2 separate regions of the Homo sapiens genome follow, and region 1 is linked to region 2. The links are chromatin loops, found by intact Hi-C in ENCODE. Cell type or tissue: breast epithelium. All regions are shown on one strand. Each heading gives the region's core, and the rest is flanking DNA. Links, peaks and the distances in the headings are about the cores only. Region 1 overlaps LPIN1 (lipin 1). Region 2 overlaps PDIA6 (protein disulfide isomerase family A member 6).

Region 1 (5,377 bases), core at 71-5,070, 950 kb before region 2:
CTCTCAGTTATGTTTCGAGTAAAAGGCTGGAGGAAGAAGCTAATTTACCTGAAGAAGTCAGACAAACCCAGCCAATCAACCCACCTCCCCATACCTGCCCATTAATCTCATGACTGTCTTTGGTGTCAGTTTCCTGCTGTCTGCTAAAACACGTGATCAAGCAGTGAGGGGAATATCTGCTTTAAAGAAGAAAGTATCTTAATTACCTCAAGGGTGACAAACGATAAACAAAACCTGCAGAGGACCAAATGGAAGGCTTCAATTTCCAGTGGAACGGCTTTCAGATGCCTGCTATTCACTCACCCCATACCAAATTCCTTTCAAACCTACTGACTTTAATCTCAAAATTTGGCAAGAAATAGCAGCTTCACCTCACGGGATTTTATTTACCACTTGAAACAGGACTCTACAACCCCTAGTTCAAATGTTTTTGATGGAAAACTCAGCCAAATCTTACAAATATCCTTTGGCAAGACTGGGTTTCTCTAACTGTGGATTTTCAGAAAAGCTCTAAGGTTAAGAAACATGTAAGTTTTTTCAATGTGACATCGTCTAGCTTGACCTTCTGAAATAATACAAATTTTCTGAGGTTATTACATCCCACTGGAATACCATCTTTCCAGATACCTCTGGGTTAGAAACTGTTTTATGTTAGAACCAAACAGATAATACACCAAAGAACATAAAAATCTACAAGCGTATTCCACTTAGAATTCTACCTATGACATTAATAATAAATAGCATACTCAACTCGAACAGCATCGATTATTAAAAATAAATATAGGGGCCGGGCACTCACGCCTATAATGCCAGCACTTTGGTAGGCCAAGGAGGGCGGATCACCTGAGGTCAGGAATTCGAGACCAGCCTGGCCAACATGGTCAGGCTCTCTACAAAATACCCCATCTCTACAGAAATACAAAAATTAGCATGATGGTGAGTGCCTGTAATCCCAGCTACTCGAGAGGCTGAGGCAGGAGAATTGCTTGAACCCAGGAGGCAGAGGTTGCAATGGGCTGAGATCACGTCATTGTACTCCAGCCTGGGCGACAGAGTGAGACTCCATCTCAAAAAAATATAAAATAAATAAATAAATAAAGGGATTTGAATTATTTTAGTCCACGCCTCTTAATGGACAATTCAGGAATCTGCTGTTCCACTCATTTATTATGCAAGTAAATAACAATGATTTTAATTCCCTTTCTAGTTCCTTCAACTAGAACATTACCTAAGGCACGTTATCTGGGACATAACAGTGGGTCCATTTTCACATTGTGGGTTTGCTCCTTGGAAATGAAATGATGTCATGGTAAGCAACATCTAATTATATATAAGACTGGCCGAGCAAATGCAAATGCAAAACTGTCTCAATAAATGTACTCTTACAATCCCCGTTTTTGTTCATCTTTCTCACTTGTACTTTTCTTCCTACTCTCCTTTCTTTAAGAACTAAGTGGCCAGGCGTGGTGGCTTATGCCTGTGATCCCAGCACTTTGGGAGGCCAAGGCGGGCAGATCATGAGGTCAGGAGACCGAGATCATCCTGGCTAACACGGTGAAACCACGTCTCTACTAAAAATACAAAAAATAAGCCAGGCACAGTGGCACGCACCTGTAGTCCCAGCTACTCAGGAGGCTGAGGCAGGAGAGTCGCTTGAACCCAGGAGGCGCAGCTTGCAGTGAGCCGAGACGGCGCCACTGAACTCCAGCTTGGGCGACAGAGCGAGACTCTGTCTCAAAAAAAAAAAAAAAAGAACTAAGTGTCTTGCAGGAGTTGAACAATAATTACCCCTCAAATCTGGATTTCCACCTGCCTCCTCCATTTCCTCCCCCGGCTGTCCAGGTATATGACCCCTTCATAAACATGCCCACACAACTCTATCTTTCAGCCTCAACCTTCTCCTCAGCCCTCCAGCCCAGCCATCCAGGGCAGTAGCTTGATCAATATTACTGTCATTTGTCAAGTGGCTGAACAGACATCTGTCTACCAAGTGAGTCTTCTCTCCTTGAGGACAGGGACGAGGCTTGCTCATTTCTGACGCGGTACCTGCCCCATCGCAGGGCCCATCTCAAGCAAGAAACTTTTATTTTTGGTCCCATCACGACATTCCAGAGTGTAAAACAGCAAGATGCACCCACCACCCTCAAAGTAGCTTGGCAAGTCGGGGCACGAGGGGGAAAAGCACTAAAATTTAAAAATGAGAAGAAATGGCCGGGCGCGGTGGCTCATGCCTGTAATCCCAGCACTTTGGGAGGCTGAGGCGGGCGGATCACGAGGTCAGGAGATCGAGACCATCCTGGCTAACATGGTGAAACCCCGTCTCTGCTAAAAATACAAAAAAGATTAGCCGGGCATGGTGGCGGGCGCCTGTAGTCCCAGCTACTTGGGAGGCTGAGGCAGGAGAATGGCGTGAACCCGGGAGGCAGAGCTTGCAGTGAGCCGAGATCGTGCCACTGCACTCCAGCCTGGGTGACTCCGTCTCAAAAAAAAAAAAAAAAATTAGAAGAAATGAAGAAGACAGCAGGAATTGTTCTCTGCCAGAGCATAAATTTCACAAGACAATGCTCCCAAACAAAATTCACTGCAAACAGTTTAAATAAACAGCTGTGACACCTAAGGGTAAGACTGAAAAGCAGAAATGACACAAAATTGGGGGTCGGAAGGCCTGGCTGTGAGTGTTAACTTCTGGCATTTACCAGCTATGTGTGTGGGAGCAGGGTATTAACACAATGGCTCTGACTGAGCCCACCAGGCTGTCATCCTCAGTGGTCAACACAACGACTAGTTTGGAAAGGTCTTTGCTCCTGGACAACACATGCAAAATCTTATTATTGTCATGACCTCCCATAGGAGGTGGCTACAGAAGCAAGGCTCAGGGTTGGCCCTGGATGTGACACCTTCAAAACTGCTCTCACCCGCAGCATCACCACTCCCTGACAGAGCCTCTCAGAAGGTAAAGTCAAAAGCCATTGTTCAAAACCTTCCCTACAACCCTTAAGGACTTAGAAAGGCCGAAACACCCTCCTGGGTTCAGTCTGTGATTGAAGACTTCTCTGGCACTTGCTCAGCTCCGAGTGATTCATCATTTCCTGGAGAGAAGCTACCCAAAACCCACTCACTGCCCAGAGAGCAAACACGATCTGTCACATCTGCCCTCACGGCAGGTGCTTAAAGGGCACCTGTGGGCTTAAGGCACATCCAAGGAGCCTGGTGATTCAAAAGCCAACCTAATATCACTCTGGGATGGGGTGCCCCTTATCTGTGTTCCTGTTATCAGCAGGAAATTACAGCTCTCAGATACAGACCTGGCTGCTGCTCGTGGGGCCAACGGATCATGTCAGGACAACTAAATGACCACCCCTGGCACCCTTCCTCTAGGGAAGGCACTGTCGGCTCCCCAGCTGGGCTTGACAGGGACGATTTTGGGGCTTCCTGCTCACTGCCCTAGCCGCCCTCCTCTGAGCACACTACAGTCAGTGTCTCAGCACCTGGGGACTCTATCTGTGGTCCGCCCAGCACTGGATAAAGTCACAAACATCACGCTGTTACTGGTGTTCGCCGAGATCACATCCACCTTGGAGGTTTACAAGACAAATGAGGATTTTCATCCAAAGCATTTAAAAACACAAAAAGCTTCTAGGAAGTGCCCAAAATGGTATCATGACTAATAAGACTTGCATGAAAATGAAATTGATTTATAAATAGTGTTAGCTTCCTCCTGTAATTTACACTTACGGCAAAGAGGAAGTCTTTTCAGAGCATTGTGGACTGATACTTAACGGCGGTTGATAAGGGTGATGAATTACCTGTGACAAAAGAGGAAGTCTGGCTCAGACTCAGGGTGATACAGGGAAAGGAACACAGACAGAAAGTCAGGCCACCTGGGCAGCAGCCCACGCCCTGCTGTAACTGGCACACACTTATAGGCAGCTGCTGCCCTCTGCCAGGTCTGGATTGACTGAGTCCACCAGCGTCCCTGTGGTTAAACTGTCCTGGCCAGAGTGCCTTGAGGAGCTTCTTAAACAGAAGAGCACAGCTCTGCATCCATCACTACCTGCTGGGAAATTGGGGACTTTCTTGGCATGCCAGGGTTCGTGAGACATTCCCGTCCAAAATACAAAAACTCACTAGAAAAGCTGGAGATGCTTTAAAAGGCCTGCAGGTCAGAGGCCCTGCAAGTCAGAGGCCTTTTAAAGGTCTTTCAATACTTCCTGACAAAAGTGATGAAAGAGCAAAAACAGCCAGCCCTGGGGTCCCGCCACCAAAGCCCTGCCTGTGTTAGGCAGGTGGGAAATTTTGCAGCTCTTGCAGTGAGCTTCCAGGGTGGCAAAGTGGCAGGCGTCTCCTCCTCCAGCACACCCCCACCCTGCTCATCCCCCTCCTTGCCCAGGGACAGGAGGGCGTTCCCATAATTAAGCTCATCTGTAGAACTCCAGCACACAGCAGACGCTCCAAAGCATTCACGACCGCAATTTCATACAGTTCCAGAAAGGACAGCACTGCGGACACTGTCAGGATGAGGTGACAGAGGTCACATGGTTTCTTGCCTCACGATTAAATTAGAAAATTCCACATTTATTCCAAAATTGGCAGAATCCATCTCCAGGCTTCACAAATTGCCAAGAAACGCTGCTTTCTTGGAACTGCCAAAATTCAAAACCCCTGCCACAGCTTTCCTAACCCCACAATTTTTGCCAACACCAGCCACCTCTAGAAGATTAAGGTCAGTTTAAAATGGCCTTGGAGGCCGGGCGCGGTGGCTCACGCCTGTAATCCCAGCACTTTGGGAGGCCGAGGCGGGCGGATCACGAGGTCAGGAGATCGAGACCATCCCGGCTAAAACGGTGAAACCCCGTCTCTACTAAAAATACAAAAAATTAGCCGGGCGTAGTGGCGGGCGCCTGTAGTCCCAGCTACTTGGGAGGCTGAGGCAGGAGAATGGCGTGAACCCGGGAGGCGGAGCTTGCAGTGAGCCGAGATCCCGCCACTGCACTCCAGCCTGGGCGACAGAGCGAGACTCCGTCTCAAAAAAAAAAAAAAAATGGCCTTGGAACAGCTCAAAAGAAAAAATGGACAAAACATATAGACAGTTCACATTTGGCCAATAATATATGAGAGAGATATTCAACCCCATTCATAATTAAAGATACAGGAATCGAAAGAGGCCTTTCAGATGGTCCAAAATCAAAGCATTTCATTAAAACCCCAGGGCCCATGAAAAGTAGGAGAATCAGACATCGTCACTCACTACTAACAGGGTCATAAATGGGGTAAGCAATGTGGCAATGCCCATCTTTTGGGGCACCTATTGGCAAACCCTAGCAACTATACCGCTGGGAACTGATTGTACAAATACAGTAAGATCCGTGTACAAAAA
Region 2 (5,377 bases), core at 104-5,103:
CAAGTCTTTGCTATTGTGAATAATGCCGCAATAAACATACATGTGCATGTGTCTTTATAGCAGCATGATTTATAGTCCTTTGGGTATATACCCAGTAATGGGATGGTTGGGTCAAATGGTATTTCCAGTTCTAGATCCCTGAGGAATCGCCACACTGACTTCCACAATGGTTGAACTAGTTTACAGTCCCACCAACAGTGTAAAAGTGTTCCTATTTCTCCACATCCTCTCCAGCACCTGTTGTTTCCTGACTTTTTAATGATTGCCATTCTAACTGGTGTGAGATGGTATCTCATTGTGGTTTTGATTTGCATTTCTCTGATGGCCAGTGATGATGAGCATTTTTTCATGTGTTTTTTGGCTGCATAAATGTCTTCTTTTGAGAAGTGTCTGTTCATGTCCTTCGCCCACTTTTTGATGGGGTTGTTTGTTTTTTTCTTGTAAATTTGTCTGAGTTCATTGTAGATTCTGGATATTAGCCCTTTGTCAGATGAGTAGGTTGCGAAAATTTTCTCCCATTTTGTAGGTTGCCTGTTCACTCTGATGGTAGTTTCTTTTGCTGTGCAGAAGCTCTTTAGTTTAATTAGATCCATTTGTCAATTTTGTCTTTTGTTGCCATTGCTTTTGGATACAAAATCAATGTACAAAAATCACAAGCATTCTTATACACCAACAACAGACAGAGAGCCAAATCATGAGTGAACTCCCATTCACAATTGCTTCAAAGAGAATAAAATACCTAGGAATCCAACTTACAAGGGATGTGAAGGACCTCTTCAAGGAGAACTACAAACCACTGCTCAAGGAAATAAAAGAGGATACAAACAAATGGAAGAACATTCCATGCTCATGGGTAGGAAGAATCAATATCGTGAAAATGGCCATACTGCCCAAGGTAATTTACAGATTCAATGCCATCCCCATAAAGCTACCAATGACTTTCTTCACAGAATTGGAAAAAACTACTTTAAAGTTCATATGGAACCAAAAAAGAGCCCGCATCGCCAAAGCAATCCTAAGCCAAAAGAACAAAGCTGGAGGCATCACACTACCTGACTTCAAACTATACTACAAGGCTACAGTAACCAAAACAGCATGGTACTGGTACCAAAACAGAGATATAGATCAATGGAACAGAACAGAGCCCTCAGAAATAACGCTGCCTGTCTACAACTATCTGATCTTTGACAAACCTGAGAAAAACAAGCAATGGGGAAAGGAATCCCTATTTAATAAATGGTGCTGGGAAAACTGCCTAGCCATATGTAGAAAGCTGAAACTGGATCCCTTCCTTACACCTTATACAAAAATCAATTCAAGATGGATTAAAGACTTAAACGTTAGACCTAAAACCATAAAAACCCTAGAAGAAAACGTAGGTTTTTTTCGTTTTTAAAGTTTGTTTTAGTTTTTTAAACTTTTTTGTCAAAAACTAGGACACAGGGCCGGGCACGGTGGCTCACGCCTGTAATCCCAGCACTTTGGGAGGCCGAGGCGGGCGGATCACAAGGTCAGGAGATCGAGACCATCCTGGCTAACACAGTGAAACCCCATCTCTACTAAAAATACAAAAAATTAGCCAGGCGTGGTGGCAGGCGCCTGTAGTCCCGGTTACTCAGGAGGTTGAGGCAGGAGAATGGCGTGAACCCGGGTGGCAGAGCTTGCAGTGAGCCGAGATAGCGCCAATGCACTCCAGCCTGGGTGACAGAGCAAGACTCTGTCTCAAAAAAAAAAAAAAACACAAAAACTAGGACACAAACACGCACATTAGCCTAGGTCTACTCAGGGTCAGAGTTATCAAGGCATCACAAGGTGATAGGATTTTTTAAGCTCCATTATAATCCACAGGACCACCCTCATATATGTGTTCTCTCCTTGACCCTGTGGATGTGACTGTATATGTAAATTTAAAAGGTGAAATTTTGATAGTAATGCCATTTCAGAGAACTTTTGGGTTCTTAAGATACTAGTAAGTTCAGAATTTGTTTTCCTAAATTATTGTTGTAAATTGCATGTAAGTTTCCAGAGTTGCTAATGAAAATGCTCTTGATCCACAATGTGGCAGAACTGTGTGGTCAGCAATACAGTCGACACTGTATCCTGTCTTTATAAGGTTGTTCACACGAACAGTGTTTCTGATAATGTGTTATGGATAGTATTAAGAGAAATAAAACTATTTATAAAAATAAACATTGGCTGGGCGCCATGGCTCATGCCTGTAATCCCAGCACTTTGGGAGGCCGAGGCAGGCGGATCACCTGAGGTCAGGAGTTCGAGACCAGCCTGACCAACATGGAGAAACCCTGTCTCTATTAAAAATACAAAATTAGCCGGGCGTGATGGCACATGCCTGTAATCCCAGCTACTTGGGAGGCTGAAGCAGGAGAATTGCTTGAACCTGGGAGGCGGAGGTTGTGGTGAGCCAAGATCATGCCATTGCACTCCAGCCTGGGCAACAAGAGCGAAACTCCGTCTCAAAATATAAATAAATAAATTACCATTGCCCTTGAAAGAGTCACAATCTAGTGGAAGAGACAATAATTATTTTCCCTTCAAAAATATATTTGAATAAAGATAATGTGCTAATAATTGCAACTGAATAACATGAGGAATGATTACTACGTGATTGCCCAGGGTTACACAGGCAGAAGTGACCTCCCAATTTTTCAGCGTCCATGCCATAAAATGACAGTAGTACTGCCTCATGGAGCGGTTGTAAAGAACAAAGACGTTGATACATGAAAGCCACTAAGAATAATGCTTCAGCCTTTTTCCAGTGCAGCCCAAGGAGTGGGAGTGGGGACCGTCCGTTCCTTTCTTGCTCAGCGTTGCAGCAATGGGAGTGAAATTCCAGGGGCTCCAACTGCAGCAGGAAGGGCAGAGGGGCCAGAGCTAGGCCGTCCTCCTGTGTGAAGGGCCCTGGTCAGTTAAAGAGGACTCTGGTTCCCCAGGGTTTCCAGTCAAAGCATGAACAGTGCTGTTAATGGTGCACTTTTGTTTTTATCTTCAGGTCTGGTGAGCTGTACCTTCTTTCTGGCAGTGAATGGTCTGTATTCCTCTAGTGATGATGTGATCGAATTAACTCCATCGAATTTCAACCGAGAAGTTATTCAGAGTGATAGTTTGTGGCTTGTAGAATTCTATGCTCCATGGTAAGTATTATAAAATAGTTGTAGATTATTTATAGTACTTTCTGAAATTGGAGAAAACGCTGTATAAAAATCTGATTTTATTAAGACATCTAGTTTAGCTTAGTGTTTGTTTAAAAGAAGTAGAGAAGAGGGAAATGGGAAATGCAAAGTATCTAGTCTGTTGTTAAGGAAGATCTGTCTTTTGATGAGGTGATGCGTGTGGAAGGAAAACTGCTTTTATGAGGAAGGAATCTTGAGCAAAGAAAATGGAGGGGCCAGTGATTAACTTCACTCTGTTTCTTGAAGAGAATTATTTCCTGAAAAAATGTAGTTAGAAAATCTGGTTTAATTTAAAAATTCTTTTCTTACCTTACATTCAATGCTGGAAGAACCCTTGTGGGGTAAAAATGTAATCACCATTGAAACTAACAGCACAAAATTATATACAGTCAAAAGTACAACATTGCACTAGTTATTTGTGTGATTAAAGCATTTAATGCAAAAAAACACCAAATAGAAGAGTGGAAACTGTGCAAGATGTATATGAGGCTGTCTCTGCTGTAAACCAGCAGGCCACAAGTATCCTGAGAGGAGAACCAAACCCTAGCCAGCTGTGTGTCTGTGAAGAACTGTGTGGTTATCTGAAATCCCAAGGAGTCCTTTGACATGTGAACAAGGCTTTGTAAGCTTAAGTGAGGGATATTAGAACCTGATGGGTACATTTTAGGGTATGCCTGATGAAACTTTTTCCTTTCTCACTTTAACTTTTTTCTTTGAAACTAAGTTTTAGAAACTAACCACCAGTCCTCATGGACCATTTTACTTCATGCTCAGTGTAGCAAATGGAGGTAAAAACGCTCTATTTTCAAAGTGGATGTTGCCACATTGTGCGTCCTGTCCATCTAATGCCTTTACTGTTTTAAAGGCTCTGGTATATATGTGTTCAGTCCAAATGCTAATTCTGTGTGGATTAGCTCAATTATACTAGCAAATACATAAATAGTAATTGTACAAACTGTTGTATTGTTAAACGTCTCTGTATGTGGTTTTTACAAGCTTATCATATATGGCATAGGTAATTTACCTTGTTTCTGAGAGCGACCATACAAGAGAAAACTCTGCAAGACAGCATAATTGAGAAGGCAGGATCTAGATCCACTAGTTAATCATTATTACACTGGCAGAGTTTTACTTTGTGGTGTTTGGGTGACTGAATGTCTGATTAGAGCAAGCGCTTTTTTTGAGAGACAGGGTCTCACTTTCTCCCAGGCTAGAGTGCAGCAGCATGATCACGGCTCACTACAGCCTTGATTTCTCAGGCTCAGGTAATCCTCCCACCTCAGCCTCCCCAGCACTGGTACTACAGGCATGTACCACCACGCCCTGCTAATTTTTGTATTTTTTATAGAGACGGAATTTCACCATGTTGTCCAAGCTGGTCTCTAACTCCAGGGCTCAAGCAATTCGCCTGTCTCGGCCTCGCAAAGTGCTGGGATTACAGCTGTGAGCCACTGCACTGGGTCAGGCAGGTGCTTTTTAACTTCCTTTTGTGCTTGGATTCCTTTAGCATCTTGGTGAAGGCCTTGGATTCTTATAATAAAACTTTTACGGTCAGGCATGATGGCTCACGATTATAATTTCAGCAATTTGGGAGACCACGGTGGGTAAATTGCTTGAGCACCAGAGTTCGAGGCCAGCTTGGGCAATGTGGCAAGACCCTATCGCTACGAAAATAAAAAGAAAAGAAACAAATTACCCAGACGTGGTGCCGTGTACTTGTGGTCCCAGCTACTCAGGAGGCTGAGGTGGGAAGATCACCTGAGCCTGTGAGGTAGAAGCTGCAGTGAGCTGTGATTGTGCCACTGCACTCCAGCCTGGGCAACAGTGAGAGCCTGTCTCAAAAAAAGAAAAAAAAAAAGATCTCCTTTAAAAAAAAAAATCAAAATCAAACCTTCACGTTTAAATAAAGCTTATAGAATCGCAAAAAAAAACCTAAAGTATGGAAATATGATTATTGAAATATTAAAATTTTGATGTTAATGTAGTACTTTACAAGAACAGTAAGTACAGGTTGAACATCTCTTATCTGAAATGCTTGGGACCAGAAGTGTTTCTGATTTTGGATTTTGTCAGATTTTGGAAGATTTGCATAATACTTAGCTGTAGAGCATCCGTAATCTGAGAATACAAAATCTGAAATGCTCCAGTGACTGTTTCCTGTGAGTGTCATGTTGTCGCTCAGAAAG

What was found. Hi-C counts contacts between places; a loop is a spot of excess contacts. Peaks named below come from ENCODE experiments on the same cell type or tissue, not always from the same donor. Only the 100,000 strongest peaks of a DNase experiment are listed, where the experiment ranks them.
Region 1: a loop joins it to region 2, with 35 times the contacts of the local background. A loop is called at or near these places in 11 of 110 quality-filtered maps.

Annotation. Positions count from the first base shown.
Region 1 is chr2:11,752,099-11,757,475 of GRCh38, reverse strand. All of the region lies in intron 1 of LPIN1 (lipin 1), which reads right to left. Among named protein-coding and RNA genes, the nearest start is that of LPIN1, 8.2 kb to the right of the region's middle. RefSeq lists an enhancer at 3,472-3,681. In breast epithelium, for the core only: no CTCF peak of the experiment used is centred there; DNase peaks (open chromatin) are centred at 3,112 and 3,915; H3K4me3 peaks cover 482 bases; H3K27ac peaks cover 966 bases.
Region 2 is chr2:10,800,274-10,805,650 of GRCh38, reverse strand. PDIA6 (protein disulfide isomerase family A member 6) reads left to right here. Exons shown (of 13, transcript NM_005742.4): 2 at 3,011-3,152. Among named protein-coding and RNA genes, the nearest start is that of PDIA6, 9.8 kb to the left of the region's middle. In breast epithelium, for the core only: no CTCF peak of the experiment used is centred there; no DNase peak of the experiment used is centred there.